Regions from separate parts of the Homo sapiens genome. Here region 2 is linked to region 1. A link is a loop called in an ENCODE intact Hi-C map of the cell type or tissue named here. Cell type or tissue: A673. All regions are shown on one strand.

Evidence for each region. Peaks named below come from ENCODE experiments on the same cell type or tissue, not always from the same donor. Only the 100,000 strongest peaks of a DNase experiment are listed, where the experiment ranks them.
Region 2: a loop joins it to region 1, with 15 times the contacts of the local background. A loop is called at or near these places in 47 of 110 quality-filtered maps.

Annotation. Positions count from the first base shown.
Region 1 is chr3:146,813,175-146,821,174 of GRCh38, reverse strand. No RefSeq gene overlaps it. Among named protein-coding and RNA genes, the nearest start is that of LINC02010, 100 kb to the left of the region's middle. In A673, a CTCF peak has its summit at 3,290 (motif pointing left); DNase peaks (open chromatin) are centred at 2,084 and 3,254; H3K27ac peaks cover 793 bases.
Region 2 is chr3:147,188,114-147,196,113 of GRCh38, reverse strand. No RefSeq gene overlaps it. Among named protein-coding and RNA genes, the nearest start is that of ZIC4-AS1, 190 kb to the left of the region's middle. In A673, a CTCF peak has its summit at 4,146 (motif pointing right); a DNase peak (open chromatin) is centred at 4,153.

The DNA of each region.
Region 1 (8,000 bases):
ATTTTCTAATGAGTTTCTAATTTAAATAGCAAATTCCTTCAACTAAAATAAAAAAATGCATTTTGCCTTCTTATAAGCTTTTTCTTGCTTATGTTCATTATATAATTTGTTCAGTTCTGGTTTTTCTATTAACCCAATTCCAACTATTTGCTATCTTATAAAATTACTCATAATTTCTGGTTTATATCTTTGGTGTTATAATGTTTACAGTTTTTTTTTAATTGGAAGATTTCTATGCAATCTACCATTTTGGCCTAATCTCCACCAATTTTATAGCCTGTTGGTAAAATCTTTCATATAAATTTTATCTCTTTTCATTATTTTTAAAATTCTACATTTCTATTGAAAATATGGTGACTCCAGTGTAGCACTATTGATGTATTATTTGCATTAGAGGATGATTTTTAATCCAGACATGCTCATTTTTCTAGCTGTAAGAATTGGACTAATTATTTGTTTTTTTATTTTCTGTGCTTCCAGATTTAAAATATAGATATAATCTATTATAAAAGCCCAGACCTATTTTCCTCACTGGATAATCTGCATGTTGAATCAAATGACAGAAGTCAGATTCTACTACAGCATAAGATAGTATATAGGAAAGGTACTCTTATTTGGTTCTTTTTGATAAATTTAAATCTCTTTGAGGGCAAGGATCATGTTTCAATTTTCACATGTATCTCATGCCTATGCCATGAAAGAATTACAAACATTTTCTTGTGTTTTATACCTTTGCACAGGTTGATCCTCCTGCTTATAGTTCTCATATTCCTCCTCCCATGGCTGACTCCTATTCTTCTTGAAGACCCAGTTAAAGGTATGCCCTTCATGGAATTGCTTCTCTATTGCCCAACCTCCTGCAGATGTGCAGCCTGTAGGCTAGACTGAGTTGAGTGTCTTCTTCCACCTGCTCTATTCTAGCCAAAGCACAGCTTAATCACTTAATTTACTACATTGCCTTATAAGTGTCTGTGTGATGAAACAGAGAGATTATGTACACTCCCCAAGGTCACACAGTTACTCATTTTCAGGACCAATATTCAAATCCAGAAATTTCAGCTCCAAAGTGTGAGCATTTAATACTATGCTTAAGTACAGGCTTAATAACACTAAATGAATATGCATCAGAAGAGTATAAAGCATACTGTGAGTGCTAAAACAGATATCATAGATGCTAAGCTATCCTATTTTGTGCATTCGTTTGTAACATTTAATATAAAAAGCTATATTTATACAGGTAAACTGGATAAAGCCACATAATTTCTTCAGAGGTCTGTAGTAAATTTCCTATGACAGTTATGGATGAGAAAATGGGTGCTTTAAATAATTTTTACCATTAAATTTAACACAGTATTTGCAGCACGCCCTGCTTATTGAGAATAAATTTTACCATATCGCTATTTTTTAAATTAAGGAAAATAATCAGTTACATTTGGATATACAGCATCTCAATATAAAGAAATGAAGTTACGTATTTGCAAAGGTTTTCTTACATTTTATGTAAAAACAGCTTATTTTTTTGAATGCATAGATATAATTAACCAAACTAGGATTGAGACTAGAGCATCAGTCAATTTTGTAATTCATTGGAAGAACTGCTTTTGTTTTGACCCTGCATACAAATGCAAAATATCTAAATTTTAAATATTTAATTGATTATATTTTTCTTTTAAAACTCTGTAGGTATAAATATTTGAGGTTCGCTTATATACATATGTATATTTCCACTAGGTTATGTTGGGGAACGGCAAGTGTAAAAAACCATGCAAATGTATTCTTTATTCTCATAAAAATTCAATAAAATAAACTTTTAAAAATACTGTCAAATAGTTAAATAGATGTTAAATCAAATTTTTGCATCAGAAATGTTCAGTAACTGAATAAACCAAAGCCTGAAAAAATGGCATCCTACAACACACACACACACACACAGTTAAATATGCCCTTTTCTGCATACTAAGGCATTTCATTCCAGCCTTTCTAACTCCCTGTGCCTGGAAGTAATAATACTACATATCTCTAAGTTTATTTCACTTCCTTTTTTTCTCTTCTCGAGCATTGTCGTAAAAATAAATGAATATTGTTCCACTGTGCATGCTTTTTACACTCTTCATGATGAGAATGGATTCATGATAACCCATTTATTTTCTTTTCTTCTAACAATCTTTGCGGCAGGAATGAGATGCCTGAATTTTAATGCCTAATATGATCTTTGGAAGACTATAAACTTTTAATAGACTTTAAACATAAAGTGAGGGAAAAGATAAATAGCAGAAAAGTCTGTGGTTTGATCCCAGGAAATCCTGATTAATCGCCCTCAGATTGTGTCAGACCATCCTGAATATTTTCTGAAAACAATTGGTTCGTTTTATTGCCAAATAAATTGTAATTGATGTTACCAACTTCTAACCAAATAAAATTCTAAATGAGTGAGAAGAGACATAAGAACATATATTTCCTTATGTGAGATAGCATTTAGGACATATCTCATTTTATTTGTTCTCTGTGCTATTTATTCCTGTTAGTTTTGTGTGATAAACACAACAGGTTTAAGATGACAAAGATTTTCTTTCAGACTGTACCTCCCTGTGAATCGTTCGTGAGTAACCATAAATTAACATAAGATCAGAAATATTCAATATTGTCTTTCATATCTCAGGGGCAAAATACTGACTACTTTCAGTGGTGTACAAGCACAGAATTTAAGGCCTCCTGAGAAGGAACACTCTCTTCTGCAATATCATCGTTAGCAACATTTCCTGTGTGATTTCATATTTTTGTTCTCTATTCAAATTGTTTCAATAAAATTAGACATTATAATATTTACAGCTCTTTATATAAATCAGCCTTTAAACCCGGAACAAAATGCACATGGGCTTTACAATCAGAAGAAAACAAAAAGAAGACTTAGGCATTAATACTGTGCAAAGGTTTAAATCATATATAATTTGTTAATATCCCTTTATTGACTTATTTTTAAAAATAAAAAAATGAAAATTTTTATTACATAAAAGAAAAGCAAAAACATCTCTTGCTGTGACAAAATACTATGCATTATTTTTCTAAAATTGCATCTCCCTTTAAATAGAGCAGAGAAGAAAACAAAACAGTTAAAAAAAAATTAGTTGGTATTGCCACAATATATGCAACCCCCTGAGCTTTGCCTTTTAAATCAGCATTCTGCTGTTAAATAATAAAAGAAAAGTCCCATTATTTTCCCAGCTTCACTTTGCTTAAAGTGATTGATGTAGAATTTTACTGCCATCCAATGGCAGCCGCCTAATATAGCTCAAGTAAATGTCTAAAGCCTTTTGATCAAATTACAGTCTAGGGAATTTAACTTATGTAGTACACTCAGAACTTACATCAATACATCTGTTTGTTACACAGTAAGAAAGAAATATCACTGCAGTTTCAATTTATTGTTCGTTCTCCAAATTCAATTTAACAGTGAATTACTAATATTGCTGAACACAATTACCTAAATGAATAAATCAACCTAGGCTACTCACTAGAGAGAACATCAGAGCATAATATTAATTTTTACATGTACCTCATCATATTAGTTTAAAAGGTTTCTTTTTACAACTAACAATCTTTTCCTACCAGGCAAAATAGCCTTTATTAAAAGACTGTTCTCAGTTTTACTTCTGTTATTTGGAAGACATTTGAATATTTTTACCTGATACTGTACATCATATAATTTCTGATTAACATTAAATTGCATACTGTTTTAATTATAATCTTCTTTCCTAAATGATTATTTAGATCATTTCTCAAAAAGGCAAAATAAAAATTATGTCTGATTGATATGAATGAGTTTGTGCTTAAAATATTCAAGCTTAGTTATTTAAAATTCCTGATTTGAGTTAAAAGAGTTGATGGGTAACAACCTAATTTTACTTTTCATTAACATTAACTAAAATATAATATATTTGAAATTATAGGTAATTGCTATGACAGAATTATTTTATTTCAATAAAACTTCATGAAAAGTATATTTTATGATTTATTTATATATAAATGACATTTTGCTAAAATATGAAGTTTAATTCAGTAATTAATTATTTTAAATAGAGGAAAATTTAGATAAGCTATCTGGCCTATAATATGAAAAGTCTTTTCAATGTTATTTTATTCAACTGAATGTTTTAAGTGTGTGTGTGTGTGTGTGTGTGTGTGTGTGTGTGTGTGTGTGTGTAAAAATAGCCTCAGGCCTGAAATACGTTTTGTACTCTGGAACATCTGAGACCAATAATTCAATGGAATTGAAACACAATAACATATTTATTTTAACTTACTTTAAATTAGAATATTTAATTCAAACTTCTCCTTCAGTTAAAACCTCACGTTATTGTTTTTCTAAAAGATCCCCAAATTAAATCCAAAACTTTTTTTAAAAAAAATCCAGACAAGACTTCATACTGAGAGAGATTTTGTAAAAGAGCTGAAAACAATTTAGGAATTTTGAATGGAAAGAGATAAACTGACCATTTGCTGATATAGATGGAATTTGAAGACTCGATGTTTACAGAATAAAGGACGAGGCAGCCATGCCTCTGTGCCTATAGTAAATTTGATTTTTGTTTCACATATTTAAAAATTATACCATCCATTTAAATCCTCCTTTATAACCAGATGATTTTGGTGTGAACCTCAGTTTTAATAATGTTTATGAAAGAAGTCTAAATTTTACTCTGCCTCAGCTCCATTATTGATAAGATTAGAAACTAGACCTGAAATAATGTCAATAGAAAACTCAGTTGCTTAGTGTACTTAGACATTGTTACGAGTTTGAGATAAACTAAATCTTATCAAAAGTCAATTCTACCTATACTATATTTTTGTGGTATATATTTAAATAGTATGAACTTATATACTATATATCCATATACATACTATAAAATGATGCTTTTAGAAAGTTTTATATTTGACCTCTTATTATTAAATTTAAAAAAATCAGTTTCCAGTTATGAATTATGTTTTAAAAGCCTCAATCATATTGTCCTCATTTAACTGATATTATGCTACAAATTGTCTTTACAAGTAAAGGACATTTTGCTTTTCTACCAAACAATCATCCAGTCTAACATGCACAATTAGTATTTTCTCCACCTACATGTATATTCAAGCAATTAAACTAAAATGTAAACAGAATCTGAAATTTTACTGCTTAAAACTCACTATGAATAAGAACATTTTCATTGATATATTTCTTTATCAATTCCTCTCTTTTTCTTATCCAATGTAACAAGAAAGGTAAGTTAATTTATTCTATGTAAAATACGGAGCGATTTTAGATGGATCAATTACCTGAAACATCTTGTTCTATAATGATTTTTGTTCCCTTTTCATTAGCAATAATACTAAGGAAAATTTAATTATTATTTGCAATGTTGTCATTCACTATGACTTAGAGAAGTATCTCATTTTTAAATCTCAAATATTAAGAAATACAATAATTTCAACTCACTTTTGCATAATGTGATAGAAGACTGATATGAGAATTAGTATAGAAAAATATCTAATGACGTTATGACTGTTGTCAGTATTAAAGGTATATGCATCTATATTTCAAATTAAGTCTTAAATCTAACTTTAGGCAACACATATTTTAATATGAAACTAACAATAGGTTGATGTATGATAATTTTCTTGTTTTAATTTTAATGTCCACCATTATGAAGTATACTTTGCGGTGCCTTTTTCAAAATAGAGAATGAAGTAGAAAAAAACAATGCCACATATGCCAGGAGATAGAAATGGGTGAGTTTCTAAGCTGCACATCTTTGATAATGTATATCATCAAAGACATATTTAGATATTTGCTTTTTGATTGAATAAGCACCTTGCTGCCAAATGTATACTCTTATATTTGCATTAAATTAAAAAAATATATATTTGGAATGAAGTCTGTTTACATTAAGGTTGTGATTAGTTACATCCTTCTGTTTGATTCCTTCCCTGAAAAGAAAAAATCTTACACCATGGGTAACACAATTCCTATGCCATGACACAGAAGTTCCCACAGCTTTCCTATTTCATCAGAAATGGAGAAGCCCATTGTTTTTGCAAGACAGCCATTGCTGAAGGCTTCTGCCAGCCATCTAATAAAATGATAGCTATTTTGAGTTGAGCCTGCTAATATCAGATCCTATCAAACTAAAGAATTTCAGAAGTACAGACCATGGTCTTTCTTCCCCCAAAGACAGCATCAAAATCTGATCAAGATAAAAGTAAAAACTTCTGATGAATATACACTACATGATTAAAAACCTAAGTCCCTATGGTTTAAACCTTGAAGACATTTTAATTATCTATTTAACATCTTGCTATTTCTGGAATTCTGACTGAGAATGTTTCTGACATAGTATTTCATGGAATGTCCTTCTCTCATACTGAGGCGCTTTTATACTCCAGATGTAAACACAAAAGCTTGCCTTTCATCTTTTTTAAACTCCATCACATAAAAGGAAAGGTAAAAACCCTAAAGACCACTTTTTCAGTGAGTCTCCTATATTGATTATATAGTCTCCTATACAGATTATAAAACTAATACATTTCTCTGAAATATGGAAATCTAACCATTTTCCTTAATTATTTTTGTACTTGCTTAAGAGTATATTTAACAATTCTTCATCATGATTGAAATTTATTTCTTTTAGAGGGAGAAGAAAGCTAATAGCACTTTGGATATAATATATACTAAGCTGTTTGCTTCTTTCACAGGAATTGTCATTATTCAAAATTTCCACTAATTTTTAAATGTGATCAAAGTAACCATATTATAATTTAAAAAAAACCTTTCCTAAAATTCCAAAGTAGTATTTGATAAATAAATTTTCACTTAAAACTATTTGCCTCAGCTAAGGTTACTTTTGGCTAAACTAAATGCTATGGAAACCTTGGAAGAAAATTTTTAGTACCATGTAATTAAGGGAATTAGTATCAAATTTTCAGGTACTTGACAATTAAATTATTCAGTTTTTACAAAGACAAAAGAAAAGGAAAACAACTATGACCCTTATTATATTGCTACAGTCTGATTTTTCTTCACATTTTTGTCATTTCTTTATATTTTTCACAGGCTTAGTTGCATGTCTCTATTTCTCTGTATATCTCTGAAAGATTAACTTATGGTTATGTAATTATATATTCATTTTACCTTTGAAAAGATGAATAGCATATCATGATGCATTTTACATTAGTATACATATCTCAGAACACACATAACTTTTGAACCTATAAAACTTTTTGTATTTGGTTAAAAAGTAGGAGTAATATTAAGCAACATTTGTTTACAAAATGTGATTTATAATGGCATTTGGATAACAAAAGATGCTTTCGTTTGGGTTTGTCAACCTTATGGCCCTGATGGTTACTCATAGGAGACAGATTTTATCTTAGAAGGGGGTATTTGCTAACTAGGATTGAAAGCATCATGGTGGTGGCATGCTCCCATATTACCACTTGAGATTCATTGCTGGCTGATCTACAGAGCAGCTTTGATTGCAGTTTTACCAAGCCAGATTCCTGCTGTCCTGGCTGCAAGGTTTGTTTTCTTTTGTTTGTAGCAAGAGGGGAAGTTATGCTTGATTTTCTACTTGCCTCTAAACTTTAGAGCTTAATTTTGGCCTAAGAAAGAGGAGAATTTCTTAAAGTTGATGTGTTTCACTTAGCTTTATGAAAGTGGGAAAAAAGAAAAAACAGTCCTTGCTGTTTTCTTGTTCATTTTTTAATCTATGAACTGCTGGATTGAAACTTTTTTAAATTTCCTGATAACCTCTGAATCAAAGTAAGTGAAGTCTCCACACTTGGAAACTAAGAAAAGACTTTCACAAAAGAAAGTAAGACAAAAAGAGAATATGGAGGTTATGAGGTGACCATCAGATCAGCTCTAAGTTCCTTTGCCTGACAGTCAAGACCCTTCCACAACTGGTTGGAGTTCCATTCTCTTTTCAGGGCTCAGCTCATGTTCCACTTCCTCTGTGATCTTCTGC
Region 2 (8,000 bases), 370 kb before region 1:
TACTGAATAAGAAACTCTAGGGTGTTGCTTAGCAATCTATGAATCACCCTGCTGATTATTCTGAGGCATGTTAAAATTTGAGAAGCACTGCTCTACATGATGGGCTTGGACAATGGAATATTATTTTTCATGAAACACTTTAATAAATGTATCAACTTTGCTGGCACACTGTGAGGGATGTTCTATTTGGGTGAAGGAAATAGATTTACAGATCACCAGATTTCCTTTAATTTCCCTATGTCACAGAAAATAAATGTCCATTTTCAATTGATTTCCAGGCAGTAATTATTATGAGATTTACATAAATATTTTCTAAATGTCATGCAGATATCTAAAATTCTGATTAAAGCATGCATCTTGATATACATCTTTAAACTGATATTTCAAAAGAAAAATCACACAGTAGAATTTTTTACCCGTACATTATCTTTCAGATGGTTTGATGCACCCTTTGGGGTGTGGCTCATTTCAAGGTTTATATAGTAAAAACAAATTGCACATTTACACAACTGATGACTAACTGAATTTCCTCAAGAACAGTGCTTTTATGTTTGTAGATGTTCTATGTTCTGCTACTTTTGCAACAAGATATGAACAATGACATATTAATAGCAGTAGAACCATACTTTCACCATATGGGCTATACAACTTAGGACTGTGTCCTTAGGCTACATTTAAAAGCTCCAGCTTAAGAAGATGATAAATTAAGTCAACTTGAACTGGCCATAGACCATGTCATAGATTAAACATTTTCCTTCAGTTTGATTGACACCTTATTCAGGAAACATGCTAGAAAAAAGCCATTTGGTCACACTGCTTAACGATTAAAAGTGTGCATAGAATTCAAGAAATACTGCCACCGTGCCAACCAAAATTTGATTTATAAACACAAAGCAAAGGTTTTTAGCTTCATAGTTCTATAGTCAATGAAAGTCTTTGTTTATTACATCTAAGTACGTTTTATTTTAAACTATTTTTATGAGCTTTATATATTGACTTTCCTTAAAGAAGACCAGGGACTATAGAAAGATCACTCAAACAGACAGTATTTGTTGTAATACTCATAATATTTTGGGAGCAGGAAGTGGGAAGTCTAAGATGGGTAAACAGAAAAAGGGAAAGCAGTGGGAGGTGAAGTGGATCAGGATGATTTTGGCTGGTAATAGAAAAATCTTTAGTAAACCCTGTTTTGGATTCGGTAAAGTAGAAAACTTTGTCCTTTAGTTGAAGCATGAAGTAAGGTAACATGGATTGATTACACTGACAGACACTGGTCATTCTGAAAGCAACTAGCCAGTGACCAGTTGATTTATTATTAAATGGAATTTGATTTGTTTGAAGACAAAATCTAACCTAGCAATTAAAAAAGACATCATACGATGATCATTTTGCTTAAAACATAAAAATTAATCATAAGGTTGAAAAGGTTTTTGCCAGCAAGGAAAGCCACTGACGTTAGCACTGTGAGAAGAAAAAGTCTAATTTTCATCTCATGACAGCTAATCTTTCCTACTCTGCTCCATCCCCAGCTGTAGGGGAGCCTTTAAATTACTGGGAGGGAGAAATTCCTCAAACTGATGAGTTATATTCTTCCTATGAAACTTACAGTTAAAAGCAGGACTGGCACTGAACAGTGCAAGATAGCTTGCATTTTGGGCAATGTTATTAACGAATCGTTAATTTTCACTTGAGCTGAAGTTTCATTTCGAGGAACATATTTAGGTAGAGGACCTTTAATATCTGGAAGATAAGGTCTCTCTGTGTATGGAACAATCAACCAAGAACTGTTCTGTTCATAACATTGCTTGAGTTAAATAGTATACTTTTCTATGTGATATTATGATCAGCCTATGGTCAGCAGGGGAGATTGGTGATTCCACCAACAGCACTGTGTTGATGGAGTCCACCGAGAATTGAATAAGTTACTATAGGTTATTTTTATTATAAAAATTACTGGGTTTGATCTTACCTGGAACTAACTTCCTTCTAGGCATAAACTGATTTCCAGAAAGGGTGAATTCATTATTTACATCAAAGTGACGATTTGAAACTTACTATTTCTGTTTACATAATATCTAGCTTATTCACTTGGAATAGATAATATGCTTATTCAAAGTGAAGTATTACTTGCATACAAAGAGTTAATTAAGTTTAGCAGAAATCAACTTGACCTACATTGAATAAAAAGAAAATAAATAATTATAAGGCTACTGGGAGGCTTCACAGACCCCAAGTGTGGAAATAAAGGTTGACTTCATAAAGGATTTGGAAACCCCCAAAGCTTTTTATCTCAAATCTTTGTCTGGCTTCCTTTTTTCCTCATGTATTTTACTTTTAATTATTGGAAAATCAATATGCTGTGCTTCTTAGTTCATATGATTAATATTGTTTTTAACTGGGTTATAAACTTACATATTATAAACCTAAAGTCTAAAATTAATGTCTCTTAGTTCCAGTTACACATTCTTACAAGATAGAGAAAGTCCAGGTTAGATTAGGTGTTTATTTTTTGTTCATTTGATTCTGCCCAGTGAACAACCATGACATGACTACACAAAGATTGGGTAGGAGGAACATCAAATAGGAGAGCCTCTAGGCAGTTTCATCAAGAGGTATCCATTACAAGGCATAAAAATCAAATCGCAATCAGGAACTGGCAAAACACAGACAAAAACAACAAATGAACAACAATTCCTTCCCCGAATAAAATTCTGCTCTACGATGATTACTTTGAAATGAAAGAACAATAGGTATGTTATTTCCACTGATTACAAAGTACCAGATGGTGAAGGTGTCTGGCCATGTAAATATAAATTTTCTTATTTAGTTATATTAATTTAGTTGTTATTAATATCATATTGCATAGTACCAGAATTGTATCTAACAATATCAAATATAATAATTGATAAGAATGGAATCCCAATTCAGATGAAATATGCATGATTTCTCTACAAAACATTACTGTGACCTTGTTGCTAATTCAGTTTGTTTATGTAATAACACATGTAAAGTGCTTAAGTTATTAGAAATTAGATAAAATCGTTTGACGTTATGATGTATGGTATTTTGTATTTATTTTATTAGGAATTATTATAAATCTTTTTTCTTCTAAAATTTTAGATTTGAAAAACAATGAACACCTAGCTGTAAATTAAGGGAGATCGTAACTATACATTTAAAAAATAAATTAAATTTAAAAATATGTGTAAGACTTAGTAGTCATTCTAGAATCAAATTGCCCCTGAGAAAATTTAGAAACCAATAGAATTCCATGATGAATATCCTAACACTAAGTTATTTATCTTTGCTCTACTACACTTAGCCTAGGACTAGTATGCAGATGATACTTATTAAAATTTTTCAAACAAAAATGAAACTAGGAAATACAATGATAGTGATGTCAGCAAGATGGTAGAATAGGAAGTTCCAGACCTTATACCTTCACAAAAATTCTGGCTTAACAACACATGGTCCAAAAGCCTTAAAGCCCTTAGGAGAACTCTAGAAACCAAGTAAAAAGTCTCAGTACCCCCAGGTGAGCTCTAAGGTAAGAATAGCAACATGGAAATGGGAAGAGAATGCATTTTATTTTACCCATGGTAAGCCTTCCCTCAAGTAAGTACAGCTCAGCACAATTGGAAGTAGACACCCAACTAACAGTTTCTTCCTTGGGAAGGAAGTAGAAGTAGACATATGTCTAACATTCTAGCGTTTGGGGGACTACCTGAGAAACTAGTTTCTGTCTCGTCTAATTGGGAATGTTAATGGGGAGTGCTAACTAGTTTCTGTCTCGTCTGATTGGGAGACCAAACCTAGGATGTGTGGAGGTCACTGAGAAAAAGAGAGAGCTTGGTGGCTTGCTGCAGTACCAGAGAAGCTGCAGTACCACAAAGAGATGCCAAAGAGATGCCAACACAGCTTGGCACAATCAGAAGAGAATATCCAGCTGTGGCTTCTCCCTTGGGTTGGAAAGTGAAGAGTGAAATGTGTGTCCAACATTATGTCTTTTCAGGGATTGCCTGGTGGACTGGTTCTGTCCCACCTGACTTGGGGTACTGATGGGACTGAACTACTTTGGATGCCTCAGGGCCACTGACAAGAGTTCAGGGGCTTGTTGCACCAGAGCACTTGCAGTACTGCAGATATACACAAGAGGGAGCAAGAAATTACAAGTTCCTGATAAAACAAGAAACTTCTCCCATTGGGAAATTATATGCATGATTCCCAGAAAAAGCTTGAGAGACCCTCAGGCTCTCTAATCAAGATGATTGGTGAAGGGTTTTCCCTATAAGAATCCAGACCATGAAAATTGAGAGAGGTGGCTGTTTTTTCAAGTGCACAAATTCCAGAAAATAATACCACGTACAAAGAAATAGGTAAAAATGACCCAACCGAAAGAACAAAATAAATCTCAAAAACCCACCTGAAAGAAAAGATGATGTATCAATTACCTGACAAACAATTCAAAATAATTGTTTTAAAGAAGCTGAATGAAGTATCAGAGGATACAGACAGAAAGCTAAACAATCAAGAAAATGATACATGAACAAAATTAGAACATTAACAAAGAAATAGAAACTAAAACACAGAACCAAGTTCTGTTTGTCAGTGACATGATCTTATATGTAGAAAATCCTAAAAATTTCAGAAAACCCCAAAACTGTCAGAAGTAATAAACACATTTGCAAAGTTATAGGGTACAAAACCAAAATGCAAAAAATTAATTCTGTTTGTATATAGTAATAATAATCTGCAAAAATTAAAAAAATTCAATAGCATCAAAAAGAATAAAACACTTAGAGATAAACTTAACCAAAGAGGCAAAAGATTTGTACACTGAAAACTAGAAAACAATGCTGAAAGAAATTTAAAAAGTCACACATAAATGGGAAAAAATTTCATGTTCATAGAGTGAAAGACTTAATATTGTTGAAATATCCACACTCTCCAAAGTAATCTACATATTCAAAATAATCCCTATCAAAATTTAAATTTCCATTTTTGTAGAAATAGAAAAAATACTACAATTAATATGAAATACCAAAGAAATCTAAATAGCCACAACAATTTTGAGAAATAAAAACAAAGCTAGAAGCCTCACACTTTATAATACAAAACATATTAGAAAGACACAGTAATCAAAACAGTATGGCACGTGCATAAAAACAGACATATAGACCAATGGAACAAAATAAAGACCCCAGAAAAAAATTTTTTATATATGGTCAAATAACCTTTGACAAAGCTTCCAAGAATACACAGTGGGGAAAGGATAGTCTCTTCAACAAATGCTATTGGGAAAATTGAATATTCATATGCAAAAGAATGAACTGGACCTTTACCCTACACAATATACAAGAGTTAACTCAAAATGGATTAAAGATCTAAACATAAGACCTAAAAATACAAAATTCGTAAAAGGAAACACGGGAGAATCTTCATAACATTGAATTTAACAATAATTTCTTGGATGTGACACCAAAAGCATAGGCAAAAAAAGCACAAAAATAGATAGATGAGACCAGGTCAAACTTAAAACCTTCTGGGCAACAAAGGAAATAATCAACAACATGAACAGTCAGTGTAAGGAATGGGAGAAAATATTTGCAAACCATATGTCTGATATGGTATTAATATCTAGAATATATAAACAACTTCTATAACTGAGCAATAAAATAACAAATACCCTAGTTAAAAAATAGACAAAGGACTTGAATAGACATTAAGAATATAGGTAAATGGCCAACAAAAATATGTAAAGATTCTTAACATCCCTAATTATCAGGGATATGCAAATCAAACCCACAATGAGTTATCACTTCACACCCTTTAGGAGGACCGTTATAAAAAAAATAGACCAACAGAAAATAACAAGTATGACAATGATGGGGAGAAATTGAAACCCTTGTACATTGTTGGTAAGAATGTAAAATGGTGCATTCATTTTACATTCTTGGAAACAGTATGGTGGTTCTTCATAAAAATTAAAAATACAATTACCACACCATCTAGCAATCTCACTCTGAGTATATATCCAAAAGAATTGAAATTAGCATCTCAATGATATATTTGCATATATGTGTATACATATATAATGGAATATTATTCAGGCTTAAAAAATAAAAAAATTCTGTCACATGAATTACTCTTGAAGACATTATGGTAGGTGAAATAAGCCAATCACAAAAAGATAAATTCTGTATGTTCCACTCATATGAGGTACCTAACATAGTCAAACTCTTAGCTAACATAGTCAGACTCTTAGAAACTAAGTAGAATGGTGGTTTTTAGTGGCTGGGTCAGGGGAAAAAGGAGAGTTATTCAGTAGGCATTGAGTTTAAGTTTTGCAAGATGAAAATTTTCTAGGACTCCATTGACCAACAATGTGCATATAGTGAACACTACTATATTGTACATTTAAGAATGGTTAAGATGGCAAATTTTATGTTATTTTTAAACCACAATTTAAAAAAACACCACAAAATAGAAAAAATATTTATGACTTATTTTGTCAACAAAATTATTAACTTAGAAGTTGCCAAAGAGTTTACAATTTCCTTTTAAGTTATGAATGTATTAATAATTACATCTTTTAAAATATGACGTTCTGAACTAGTCTTTGTTTATACTTAATAGAATTTTGAGGAGGCAGATACAAAGATGCTTATGGGATAAATGCTAGTTTGTAAATCTGTATGTATCGGATGAAATTTGTTTTGTTGTTTCTTACTTTTTCACTTGAAGCTGGCACAACATATTCGCCTTAAGTTTGAGTATGTGTCTGGAATGCTCTGACTTAAAATATGGACACGTAGGAAATTTACTCTTAAGAGGCAATTTAGGGCCTTCTAATGCATAAGAGATCCTTCTACAGATCTGGATTTGTGATTTCTGAGGAGTGACTTCATGGTATGTTCTAAGGTGAATAACAGCAGTCTTTATTTATTTAAAGTTTGTCAGTGGTTTTCTTGAGCAATGAAGGCAGACTACTTTTTTTTTTTCCTAGAATTGTTTCACATGTGTGAGCCAGAGAGAAAAACCTCACTGTTTTATTCTATTTATTTTGTATGGTTAGAATTTCTTCCTAAATAGATGCCATTATGCTTTCTCTCTTTGATCACATGTAAAGAAAATAAATCAAATAAAAGATATCTCCAAATTCAGGAATATTCAAGGGGCAAGTCCCCTTTGACTTGAGCCATAAGTAAAACAATGCCATCTTTGTCTCTTATCTTGTCTGTGATTTATTCTTTTCAGAAAAGGCAGAGTGCTGGAGTGAGTTAGAAGAGACAGAGAAAGGAGAAATGAAATGTGTATAACTAAACTGGATTTGAGTTGACACTGTTCTGGGCTATGACATTGTTTCGTTTAATCAAGCAATGCAATCTGTCAGAAAACAAGTTTTAGTACTGATTCTGCCATGAAGTGGAATGAGTGGACGTTTTTTCTAGGCTGTGCTTCATAATCTCATATGGTTATGTTTGTTTCATTAAGATTGATGCTTATTAGAACTTTTTACTGTAGTTAACTTAATTCAAGGTATCATGTAATTATTTTGCATGTGTTGTGGCCTCAGAAGATGACTTTTTGTAAGTCTCCAAGGCTTAGACACCTCTACTTATATATTTTTATCACTTATTGGTAGCCCTATGAGGACTAGAACTAAATCTACCTTGTTTACAGTTCTCTCTCCAGAACATGCTCTGTGCCTGGTATATAGCTTATAGTCAATATTTTTTTAAATTAATGAATAAATAATAGATAAATCTGGACAACGTTTCCCCTTTCTACTTTGGAGTAGATTTGGAGATAGAAATATCTACCTAACAAATCCTACGGGAAGATGGTGCCCAAACAGCAACTGAAATTTCAATACTTTGTATCAAAATATTTTTGAGTGAGAGTGAATATCTTTACTGTCAGTAGTTTTTTTTTTCACTTTTAAAATTAAGATACAGAAAATGTCAGCTTCCACAATTGCTTAAGATCGGAGGGTGACA